Regions from separate parts of the Mus musculus genome. Here region 1 is linked to region 2. The links are chromatin contacts, found by Hi-C or POLR2A ChIA-PET in ENCODE. All regions are on one chromosome and are shown on one strand. The core of a region is the stretch at or near the end of the contact, and the rest is flanking DNA. Distances in the headings are between cores, read along the strand shown.

Region 1 (5,427 bases), core at 2,059-4,558, 71 kb after region 2:
TACAGCTCATGTGTGGTGACTTCATAACTGTAATGCTACTGTTATGAATCATAATGTAAGTATCTGAGATGCACCATATCTGATCTGCCACTCTCCAAGGGGACACGACCCAGAGGCTGAGAACCACTGCCCTAGGCCTTGATGAATGACTTACAAGGAATGGGCATTTGCCCATGCTGCTCTCAAGTTCCTTGCCCATCATTGTTTAACTTGGTGCATAGGACATCTGAGTGACAGAGCTACAGAGCAGACTGCTGGTGGCCATGTTTCCAGGCACAGAAGGAAATGGTCTACCATAAGGAATGAAACAAACATGGGGAAAGAGGCAAAGATGAAGTTCAGGAAATATCGGCCGTATTGAGGTGGCTATGTTATTTCCCACTGTTTTAGTAACTGTCCTAATGCTGTGAAGAGACACCTTAACCAAGGCAACTCGTATACTAATTGCTTACAGTTTTAAGAGGGTTAGTTCATCATCACCCCCATCCTCACCATCACCATCATTAATGGTGGGGAGCAGGGCAGAACACAGGCAAACAGTAACTCAGAGCTACATCCTGATTGGTAGACAGACAGAGACTAGGCCTCACATGGGCTTTCTGAAACCTCAAAGCTCACCTCCAGTGACACACTTCCTCCAACAAGGCCATACCTACTAATCCTTCTAATCCTTTCAAACAGTTCTAATCCCTGGTGACTGAGCATTCAAGAATATGAGCCTATGGTACCATTCCTATTCACTCTACTCTTGTATAGGATGGAAGTCTGATTCTCAGTACCCCACTTGGTACCTCACAATTGTCTATAACTTGTTCTACGGGATCTCACACTCTCTTCTGGTCTCTGCTGGCACTGCATGCTTGTGGTGCCCATATATGTAGGCAAAACACCCATACATATAAAATTAAAAATAAATCTTTAAAAAAATATGGTATTGAAATGTGTGGTAGTTTGAATAAAATGGCGCCCATAGGTCCACAGGGAGTGGCACTATTAGGTGGTATGGACTTGTTAGAGTAGGTGTGGCCTTGTTAGAGGAAGTGTGTCACTGTGGGTGGGCTTTGAGGTCTTAAAAGCTCTAGTCTGGCCAGTGTGTCTTGTTCTTCCTTCTGCTGCCTGCCAATCCAGATGTAGAACTCTCAGCCCCTTCTTACACAGCCTGCCTGCCTGCTGCCATGCTTTCTACCATGATGACAATGGACTGACCCTCTGAAACTGTAAGCCAGCCCCAACTAGATGTTGTCATTTATGAGGTTCCTTGGTCACAGTGTCTCTTCACAGCAACAGAAACCCTAACCAAATTCTATTTTGGCCTTCACTAATAAAATGAAATAAAAGACATCTGAGGGTAAATTTGGTAAGTGAAGGCAGGAACTTTAAAGTTTCTTCAGCAAAGTTCAAGTATGCATCCACCATTTATAATAGTCTTTTTCTGTCTCTATACTGACTAGAATCATGCGATACAGGGTAGCAAAAGAGTAATAGTGAGACCATTGTCAAAGAATAGCTGAGGTTTTGTTTTTTAAGTAAACCCTAAAACACTCTGTCCAGTTCTTCAATCCTGCAGACCTTGGTGAGGGCAGGGTCCCTGGACAATACCTGGATGCTGCTGAGGTGTTTGCAGTTGAGCATACTCTACACCAGGCCAGGCAACGGAGCACTGGTTTCTAGACTAAAGAGAAGTCCTCTTCTTCTAAGCATATACCAAGTATCCTCCATATGTCCTATTGGATGCTAGGATGAGGCTTTTCTGTATATCTGAACGTGTCCTGCAGTATAGTGCACTGACCTTTTACACAATATTGTTGGCTCCACTCTGGAAGAATCTACCAAGCAACACAGGTTTCCTCATACTCTATCAAGTTGGTGCACCTTGGAGACCACCCAAACGATTAGCAGCACACCTAGAGAGGCTCCAGAGTTCACTGCTCACCTGACATTAGTTCTTTAAAGTGTATTCCCAGGAGTTAAAGGCTAGTATCAGAAGTGTCATTTTTCTCACTTAAAATATTGAAAGCCAGGAATGGCAGCACTCACCTGGAATCATAGTGCCCAGGAGGTAGAGGAAAGGTCAGAGGTTCAAGGCTAGCTAGGCTCTGCTGCAGAGTCAATTCCAGGAGTTGCTATCCTAAAACTCACTAGGTGACCCAAACTGACCTCAAACTCAAGATCTTCCTGCCTCAGCTTCCCCGGTGCCAGAATTAGACCACCACACTTAGCAAAATGGGCTGCCTCCTATGCGTCTTCTGAGGCTTTCAAATGATGGAACACTTAGCACTAGGGCCACTCCCACAATATCTAAACTCAACACAGCAGGCTGCTCATGGTTCACAGGGATGCCTGTGGAAAGCTCAAGTGAAATTAGCTCCCAGGACAAGAAGTGCAGTCTCTACTAAATGACCCCTTTACAAAAAAGGTTATGCACCTTGGTCTAAGGGAGTGGGACCACCAGAGCCCATGTACTTAACTGTGGTATCTACACACACACACACACACACACACACACACACACGTACACACTCAAGCACTTAAAAATAAATCAGGCTAAAGAGATGGCTCAATGCTTTGATCCCAGCAACCATAGAGTAACTCACAACTGTTTATAACTCTAATTCCAGGGGATCCTACAACCTCTTCTGGCTTTTGTAAGTACCAGGCATGTATGTGGTGCACAGACAAAACACGCACATAAAATAAAAATAAATGTTAAAAAAAAACCACCTTCTTTCGGCCAAGGGTGGTGTGAATGAGGACTAACAGTAGAATGCTTGCCTAACAGGCCTTAGGTTCATGTCTACTGCTGAACTCAGGATCTCTGGAAGAGCAGCCAGTGCTCTTAACTGCTGAGCCATCTCTCCAGCCCCTTAAGATGATATCTTAATTAAGAATTAAAATGAACATTTTCTGTGTTCTACTGTGGATAGGACAGCATGGTCATTTGCTTTACTCATTACAGTAGAAGCACCATTTGGTTCCTGACTGCAGTTATCTAACTTGGCCTCCGCCCAGAACTATTTGTTTACAATTATAACAATTGCACGCACAGCTGAAATGTCCACTGCTATAAAATGATAAACTGGGACACTTTAGGAATTGGGTTTTTTTTCCCACTTTGTCTTAAAGAAAAAAACTAAAGCTGGCTGGGATGGATCATGGCTGCTGGTCCTGTGAGCACAAATGTCAATTCTTCCACCCGTGCAAGGTGGGATCCAGCACAAAGCGCCAGGCTGCTCTTAGCTGCGTGGCCACGCCCTTCACAGCAACTCAGGCCCCGCCCCACCCCGCGCAGCGCCCCTCCCTCACTATGCAAGCCAGCCCGCAGCAGCCGCACACTGTTACATGGTCTCCGCAGAAATGACTCTAGCTGGCAGCTGTTACTTGCTCCTTTTCTTTGTCATTCAGAGAAAGAAGTGGAAGATGGTGTGCAGTGACTTGTGTTCTTTGTCTGGGCCGGGTTTGTGTACTTCACCTCTATTCTTTCAGCAGGCTACCGATTTACAAACTGGTAGTGTCATCTGTCAGAGCACAACTTCCCACCCCCCCTTAAGTGAAATAAAATGCAGAATAAACAATCCTTTTGGTTATGGTAAAGTTATTCAGTAAGATATGTTTCTTTTACTACAAAATGTGTTTGGATACTGTTTAATTTTACAGATTCTAGTTGAGATTGCTAATAAATTATGAGCGTTATTTAAATGTATTTTTTATTGCCTACAGGGTGTCAAGGTTAACTTCTTAAAGTAATGTATAAATTAATAATTTTGGCATTTTTTTTTCTTTTGTGAGAAAGGCTCCTAGCCAAGGTTGGTTATGCACCTTGAACTTCTAATCCTCCTGCCTCCAGCTCCCTAGTGCTGTGATTCTGAGCATGTGTTACCAGACCCTGTTTTATGTGGAAATAAGGACAGAGCCCAGGGCTTGGTATATGTTAGAAAAACACTTTTTAACAACAGATCCCTATATTTGTATTTTTAATGGGTAAGATTTTAAAACATCTTGTTAAGGATAAGTGAAAATCAACATTACTTTATATTCCCTAAACATACACTTCAAAATCAAGTAAGCTGGGGTCCTGGCTTTCTCCTTCTGATCTGCACAGTTTACTGTGGTTAATCAACACCTTTCAAAACGCTTCTTTGGTTTACTCTTTGTTTTTGTTTTCGGTTTTGTTTTTCTGAGCCAGGGTCTGTCCCTGGTCTGGAACTCATCAGGAGGCCTGTGCAGGCGGGCAGACTGTGAGCTCCAGGAATCCACCTATCTCCCCTCTCCTGGCACTGAGACTGCAGTGTGGGCTCTGCTCCGGGGTGTGGTTGGAGCCATTACTGCTCTTCCACAGAGTTCCAAGCATTCACACCCAGCAGCTCACACGTGTCTGAAAAGCCTCTTCTATGGGTTCAAACACCCTCTGAGCCCTTTGGTTACCTGCCTGCACATGGTGCACATAAACTCATGTAGGCACACACGCACACACAAAAAGTAATTTTAAAAAAGAAAGCAAACAAAATGTGGGTTCTGGGGATCTGAACCCAGGTCCTCTTGCTTGCCAGCAAGCACTTTACCGACTGATTGTACTATCACCCCAGCCCCAACAAGTCCCATCTTTATCAGTGCCCTTCAGCTTCCTCCTCCCAGAGTGAAATGCTGACTTCTAAACCTTAGTTTTGTCTCCACCAGTTAGCAAGAAATTAAGTTCACCCTCTCAATTTTCCGTAGCTTTCAGAGGCAACGTGGGCAATAAGGTCGTTGTGTTAATGAATCTTTCTAACTACCTGGTGCATACAGACTTACTCTCCATGCTTCAGAACACTCAGTAGCAAAGAGCAGGCTAGCTCCATGTCTACAGGTTCTTGCTGATTTTAATGCACAGAAGTCTTGACAGGGGCACAGGGGGTGTGGGAGACGGTGGGGAGGGGGGCTGCCAATTTCCACCAAACCCAAGATGGCAATGGCCAGCCTCCCTGGACTCTTTATGTGGCATGAGTTCATGCACACTTAGTCATATTCAGGAGCACTAAAACAATAAAAGCTCTTGGTGTGTGTGCACCACACTTAACTTCTTATGTGTCACTGAGATTGAGCAAACTGATCAAAACACACTTTCACTTTGTTACTCAAAAGTAGACAGACGGTCACACAAACTTCATCCTTTATTTAATCTTGGGGAAACATCTTAAAGCAGACGTTCTGGTCTTTACAGAACCCTCCTCCAAGTGCTGCAAATATTCACTAACAAGAATTATGGACAAACTTCAAAGCACGTATATATTTTGGTCTAGTGATCATGTTTTATAACAACTTCGTTTGAAGAGTTGCTAGGGCTACGTTTATATACGATTCAGGAAGCAATCACTCACGTACTACCACACTCTAACTGAGTCCACTGGGGAGAGATTTTGTTACATTTTTCACTATAAAGGAAAAATATGG
Region 2 (5,818 bases), core at 1,285-3,784:
GAACAGTGCCCTTAATCCCAGCACATGGGAGGCAGAGGCAGGCCAATCTCTGAGTTCGAGGCCAGACTGGCCTACAGAGTGAGTTCCAGGACCGCCAGGGCTACACAGAGAAACCCTGTCTTGGAAATCCAAACTAACTGCTCATGCTTTTCCTATTGTTCTTTAATAAGAAACCACAGCAAAAGGAGGCTGTAAAATGGTGCAGATCTTACTACGGTTCTTAGTTTCTAGAGTGGAACATTTTAAGTAAGGCACGCTAGAGCTATGTAACTTTTACTTTACCATGGGAGTACTGTTTAAAATGCGCCCTCCCCCCCAATAAGGGTCAGCTATCACTGGTAAATTTAAGTGACTTAAAAACAACAAACAAAAAAAACTATGCTTGTTTGTCATGTCCACTTTGTTTAGTTGTGGTAACTGGATAAATTTCTATTTCTGTTCCTTAATTAAATTTAAAAAGCTGTTATGTAGGGTAACTCAGCAATGGGCGAGAGTTTCTAAATCTGAGTCTAACTCTTTTCTCAGTTCTTTTATCAGAAGCTGGCCTGAGCAGCTGTTACCTACCAGTCTGTGACACTTGCATGACAATAAAACTATTCCTAGGACACCTCCTGCTACACAGTGAGTTACTATAAAATGTGAGTCCCTACCTGTTGAAATAAAGTAAGGAACAGACCTGGGTGGAGAGGGAGGGAAGGTGAGCTACCAAGTCCACGAAGCATACATAACAGTTGAACGTATTTTAATTAGGAGAGGAAAGACATCATTTTAAACCCTTCCTAACCTGAACACAATCACTGGATGGCCCTGAGTTCACTGTGTAGACCAAGCTAGTCTTGAGTTCCTACAGATCCACTAGTGCTAGGATTGTAAGTGTATGCCAGCACAACCCAGGCCAGCAATGTGTATTTTCAAATAAAGGAAATTTTTATAAAATTATCAGGAAAGTAAAGATCCACAATTATTCTTGCTCATGCCAGAGTTGAAATCTTAATAACTTCACCCTCAAATCGGGATACTATGATATTAAAGGGCTCTGGTGAAGTAGCCACTGGGTAAGCAACTAACCCAGCAGCAGACCCAGGGCTCTCTGGTGTGGAGCCTTCCAGGAGGTTAAGTGGAGCCCAGGCCCACCTCATTCCTGCCAGTCACAAAAATTACAAAAAGCAATTCTGAACAGTTAGGGCCTGGGCCATCCTACTGGTGACTACAACCTCCAGGCCCTTTTCCATAGGTTCTGAACACTTCTTAACAAATACTAGGAATTCAAAAGCACGTTTCAAGAACAAAGCTTGAAAACAACGACTGTTCCTGAAAGCCAGCTAGGGTTTGACTGATTCTACTTAAATAAAATCTGCCGTTTCTGAGTCTGTCCCTGCTGACTGCCCTCCACTCAGTGCCTGCAAAACCGACTTTCTACTCCTGAAACTACCTAGATGCGAGCAAAAAGTTATTCTAAAACAGTCTCACTGCTTTGCGAAACTTACAATTCAATTTTCAACTCTACTGATTTGCTACCATTCCGGCTAAAGCTAAGACAATTTATAGTTAAGAAAAATATGAACAATTCAGTACTTTCTCTCGACGCAATGGTCCTCTGAAGTGCCCAGTGTCAATGGTACAAAGTCTACGCGTCGGGACAGCTGGCTCCCCTCAGCACCGCCCCCCCTCTGCCCCGTCATAGGCGGTTAACACCAAGATGACTTGTAGATTTCTAATTTAAAAACCAGGAAGGCATTAAGTTTAATAAACATTTGGATCCAAAATCAATTCACTTGGGCACGGAAGAAAAGAGGGTGAAGAGAACTGTTTTAACGCAAAACCACCGGGAAACTCTCGAAACACAATATAGCAAGTTGGATGCAAACCCAGACACGGAACTCAAAAGTGAAGCAGCCTCCCTGCCAGCAACCGGAATCTTTAAAAAAAAAAAAAAGTCTCGCACGTTCTCAGCACCAGAGCCACCACAGCGAGCGCGCGCGCGCGCGCACACACACACACACACACACTCACACACACACACACACACCAGCTGTGACGGCAAAAGCTCCGGGCCCCTGCCGCCCGGACCCCGCCCCAGGTCGTGACAGTCGGGGTCTCCAGGCGGCCAGCGGGTGCTCCCCAACCTGCCCGGTCCGGCCTCCGCTGCCTTGGGCTCCCGCCTGGCCCAGCCCAGCACCGCCCCTCGCCCGCCGGAGCCCAACCCCGGGGAGCCTCCAGCTCGGCCCGGAACTCACCACAAGCAGGTCCACCAGGAGCTAACGCATCGGAGGGGTTTCCGCCCACCCCTCAAGCTATGCCCGCTCCATGCGGGGCGCCCCCGCCGCGGGGCCGACGGTAGCAGGGAGCTCGGCGAGGCCGGAGCTACGACTCCGGCGTCCTCTGCTTGCGAGTCGGGAACATTATACAATGGTGGAGGCGGCGGGCAGCCTGGAGGAAGCAGGAGGCGGGCGGAGTGGACGCCCGGGCCGAGAGAGGTACAGCTCGTGCTCCAGCACTCGCCGTGCGGGAGTGACGTCCGCCTGCGAGCCTCTGGCGAGCTCCGGCCAGGCCCCGTAGGCCCCACCCCCTGCCTGGCCGGGCCCCGCCCCACCAGCCCCGCCCCTGCAGTATAGGCCCCACCCTGCCCCTCCCACCTCCTACTATAGGTCCCGCCCACCCGTGCCTTCAGGTCCAGATCTCCGTAGGCCCCGCCTCCAGCCGGTCCGGACCCGCCTCAGCTTCGCAGGGCCCGCCCCGGGCCCGCCCAAGTGCCATAAATGCAGATTCCCTCAGGGTGAACTCTCAGGAAGCGGCGGACAGACACCAAGCTTATGCAGCCTCTTCTGTGGACTGAAAGCTAAATAGGAGAGGTAGAAATGGGAGCGCCCAAGCCGGACCGCCACTACTACCACTAATGGCCCCCACATACTGGAAAACAGACATGACAGAGTGGGTGATGACAAAGACGGCAGCGCTGGCACAGTCCGCAGAGGAGCGCGACCACAAATATGACAGGCATCCGAGCTATTTGGCCACTTGGGCCGGCTGGCGGGAGGATAGGGTCCACCAATGGCCCTCGGAGATATGGGAATGGGGGGAGGGGCCAAGGGCTCCGTGTGGAGCTGACGACAGAAGTTGAAATGAGTCACCAACTAGTACCTTTGGAGTCGGTCGGACATACCAGAGTTGCATCCTTTATGGAGACCATGCAGCCAACCAGAGGGAGACCACGCTTGGAGAACACAGGGAACTGGAGGCGTGGTCCTCTGCCCACAAGTTTCACGCTGATAGCCTTATCTTTCCCATTTAAAAAACAAAAAACAAAAAACCCCAAAACAACAAAAAATCCTTAATGTTTTTAACTACTCAAACTTAGCAAGGAGCTTTATATTGTCCTTAGTATTAGCATGTGCCTAAGTGGTTCGAATTTAAGAGAACTAAGAGGCCAGGGACAGCTCAACAGGAACATTTATCATTACCTTTAAAATGGCATATGCATTCTACATAAAGATATTACAAAAGAAATTCAGGCACTTTAAAATTTTGGCTGCCACTCCAATCAATAATTTCTCTTCAGACCACTTTGCTGTTTAATGGTCCATGACACTAGTTGTATTTAAGGACAATAAAGCTTTAAGACCTAACATAAAGGTCTTAAACATCAAGACAAATTTATTCCAACTCAAACTGTTCTGTAATGATTTGTTATCAATCGAGTTGATGATCCTATCAAAATTAAATATGAGCCATCACCAGTTGTAGGACCCCTACACTAGGTAGGAAGAGGCAGGCAGATCTCTCTTAGTTCAAGGTCAGCCTGGTCTACATAGGCAGTTGTAGGCCAGCCAGGACTAAATAGTGAGAATGTGTCTCTAATAATTATAATAATTATTATTATGATGTGTGCTAAACGGTAAAGGAGACAATGTCAGGTTTTATTAATTAGAGAAGTAAAAAGGTTTTTGTTGTTGTTGCTGTTTGTTTTTAGCAAATCCTTGGCATTATCAAAATCTCATATACATGTTTCATGAGGTATAACCAATATCAGCTAATTGTATATCTCTCTGGCAAGTCATTATAATAGCACAAAATGGCATCGCATAGAGTATGAGGTCTTGCTCAGTGGCATAAACTTTCACACATTTTGCTGGAGAGCCAAGATGGTTTTCATTTCTAGAGTTCTGCATTTGGAGACAGCACTAACCCCTCCTGGCTCTAATTACCCACTCACTTAGACTTTGAGTGCTCACTTTAAGAAACCGCCATTGAAATAGTAGCTACAATAATCTTCCTGTGATGTCTTTGTGGGAGGCCAGAGGTATTTAGTTCTGTTGAATTTAAAATGAATTGAAACTGTTATTCATGAATTGAAGTTTGCAAAAAGACACAGAATTTTATGACACTTGGATATTTTTTAACAAATGGCTACCCAAATACAGTGTTCCTGCACAAAAGGAAAGCCAAAATTAAAATAACATCTTAGTGTGTCAACAGAACGAACACATGTTGTCTGAAGTCTATGTTCTATGTATGCTTACCTAAAAGTCTGAGTTCTGAGGAAAGCAGCCCAGAGTTGCTTCTGGGGTGAGATATCGCACAGTTCTATTTTTGAAGACTTAGAGGCTTATCAGTGCATGAGTTACAATTTCACTTAACCAACTTCTAGAATCTGGTATATCTGACCAATTAGTCAAAGTGTGAAGTGGCAGCGTCAACAGCTGCCAGTGTGGTCCAACATCAGGTACTTCTGTCTCCCTGCTCCTTCTCGCCAGGCACAGCAATCTAGCCAATCCTGCCTAATCTGAGACGTTTAAAGATAAAGGAAGATCGCCCTGTACTTAAAAACAAAAACAAAAACTTTACGAGTAAGGGTGTATCTGGGAACCATGTGCATGCTCTGGTCCTATGGAGGCCAGAGAGGGTGCTAGATCCTCTGGAACAGGAGTTACAGAATACTGTGAGCGCCTGTGGTGGTGGGAACCAATCTGGGGTCCTCTACAAGTGCAGTAAGTATTCTTAACTGCGGTACCATCTCTTCAGGGCACCTTCCCTGAACTTTTGAGGTATACTCAAAGACTGAAGGCTTTTACTTTGAAACAGGCTCTCTTTTCATAGCTCCATCTGTCCTGGAACTATGTAGACCAAGTTGGCCTTCCCCTGCCCCCGCAACCCGCCCCGCCCCCGCCTCCCACCTCTGCAGGGAGTAAAGGTATACACAATCAGGCTGGGCCAGATTTTTTTTTTCTTTATAGAGAAAAATAATAGTTACTTCTACAGAATGATCAATAAATGCTAAGTGAACCTGTACATTTGGTTTATACATTTTAAAAGTCCATTTAAAATAATCTTAATCTTAGGGCTTCATCAAGAATTCAGAACTTCTCCATCACAAGTTAGTAGGTCACATTTAACTATCACGAACACATCAGTTTAGGGAGAAGAGAAGCATTTCTTTTCTTCAGCACAGAACTGTGACAGCAAATTTTGAAAATTCTGAAATCATGAGCTCATCCAGAGAGGTCTCCTCACACAGCTGAGTCCTGGATACCAGTTTACAGTCCCCACTTCTCCTTTGAAATGCTATGTATGACCTACAGACTAGTAGAGTAATGCACTAACCGAAGGGTGCTTTTAGCACTTAATTAGCATGGTCAGAGAAACACAAGGAACAAGTCAGATATATGAACCATGAAACAAAGATTATTTATTTATTTATTTATTTATTTATTTATTTGTATCTATGTATGAGGTTTTGTGTGTAGAGAGGACAGGACCCAGGGTGTGGGGCTCAACTACTGAGCTATACCCACAGTCTGAAAACAAAGACAAGCTTCAA

What was found. Hi-C counts contacts between places; a loop is a spot of excess contacts on that map. ChIA-PET counts read pairs that join two places held with the same protein, here RNA polymerase II (POLR2A).
Region 1: a map of v-Abl transformed pro-B cells shows a loop between it and region 2 (2.3-fold over the local background). The contact joins the enhancer-like site here to the promoter of Sertad2 in region 2. A Hi-C loop is called at or near these places in 2 of 37 maps with a recorded cell type or tissue (T-helper 2 cell and v-Abl transformed pro-B cells). POLR2A ChIA-PET finds 5 or more read pairs at or near these places in 4 of 5 experiments (Patski and embryonic stem cell).

What each region holds. Positions count from the first base shown.
Region 1 is chr11:20,559,317-20,564,743 of GRCm38, reverse strand. It overlaps a transcript of Sertad2 not described here. Among named protein-coding and RNA genes, the nearest start is that of Sertad2, 70 kb to the left of the region's middle. Within about 2 kb of position 3,308, at least 1 of the 3 ENCODE cell types and tissues checked has a DNase peak (open chromatin) inside an H3K27ac peak, as active enhancers do.
Region 2 is chr11:20,628,693-20,634,510 of GRCm38, reverse strand. Sertad2 (SERTA domain containing 2) reads right to left here and starts at 2,534. Exons shown (of 2, transcript NM_001038625.1): 1 at 2,238-2,534.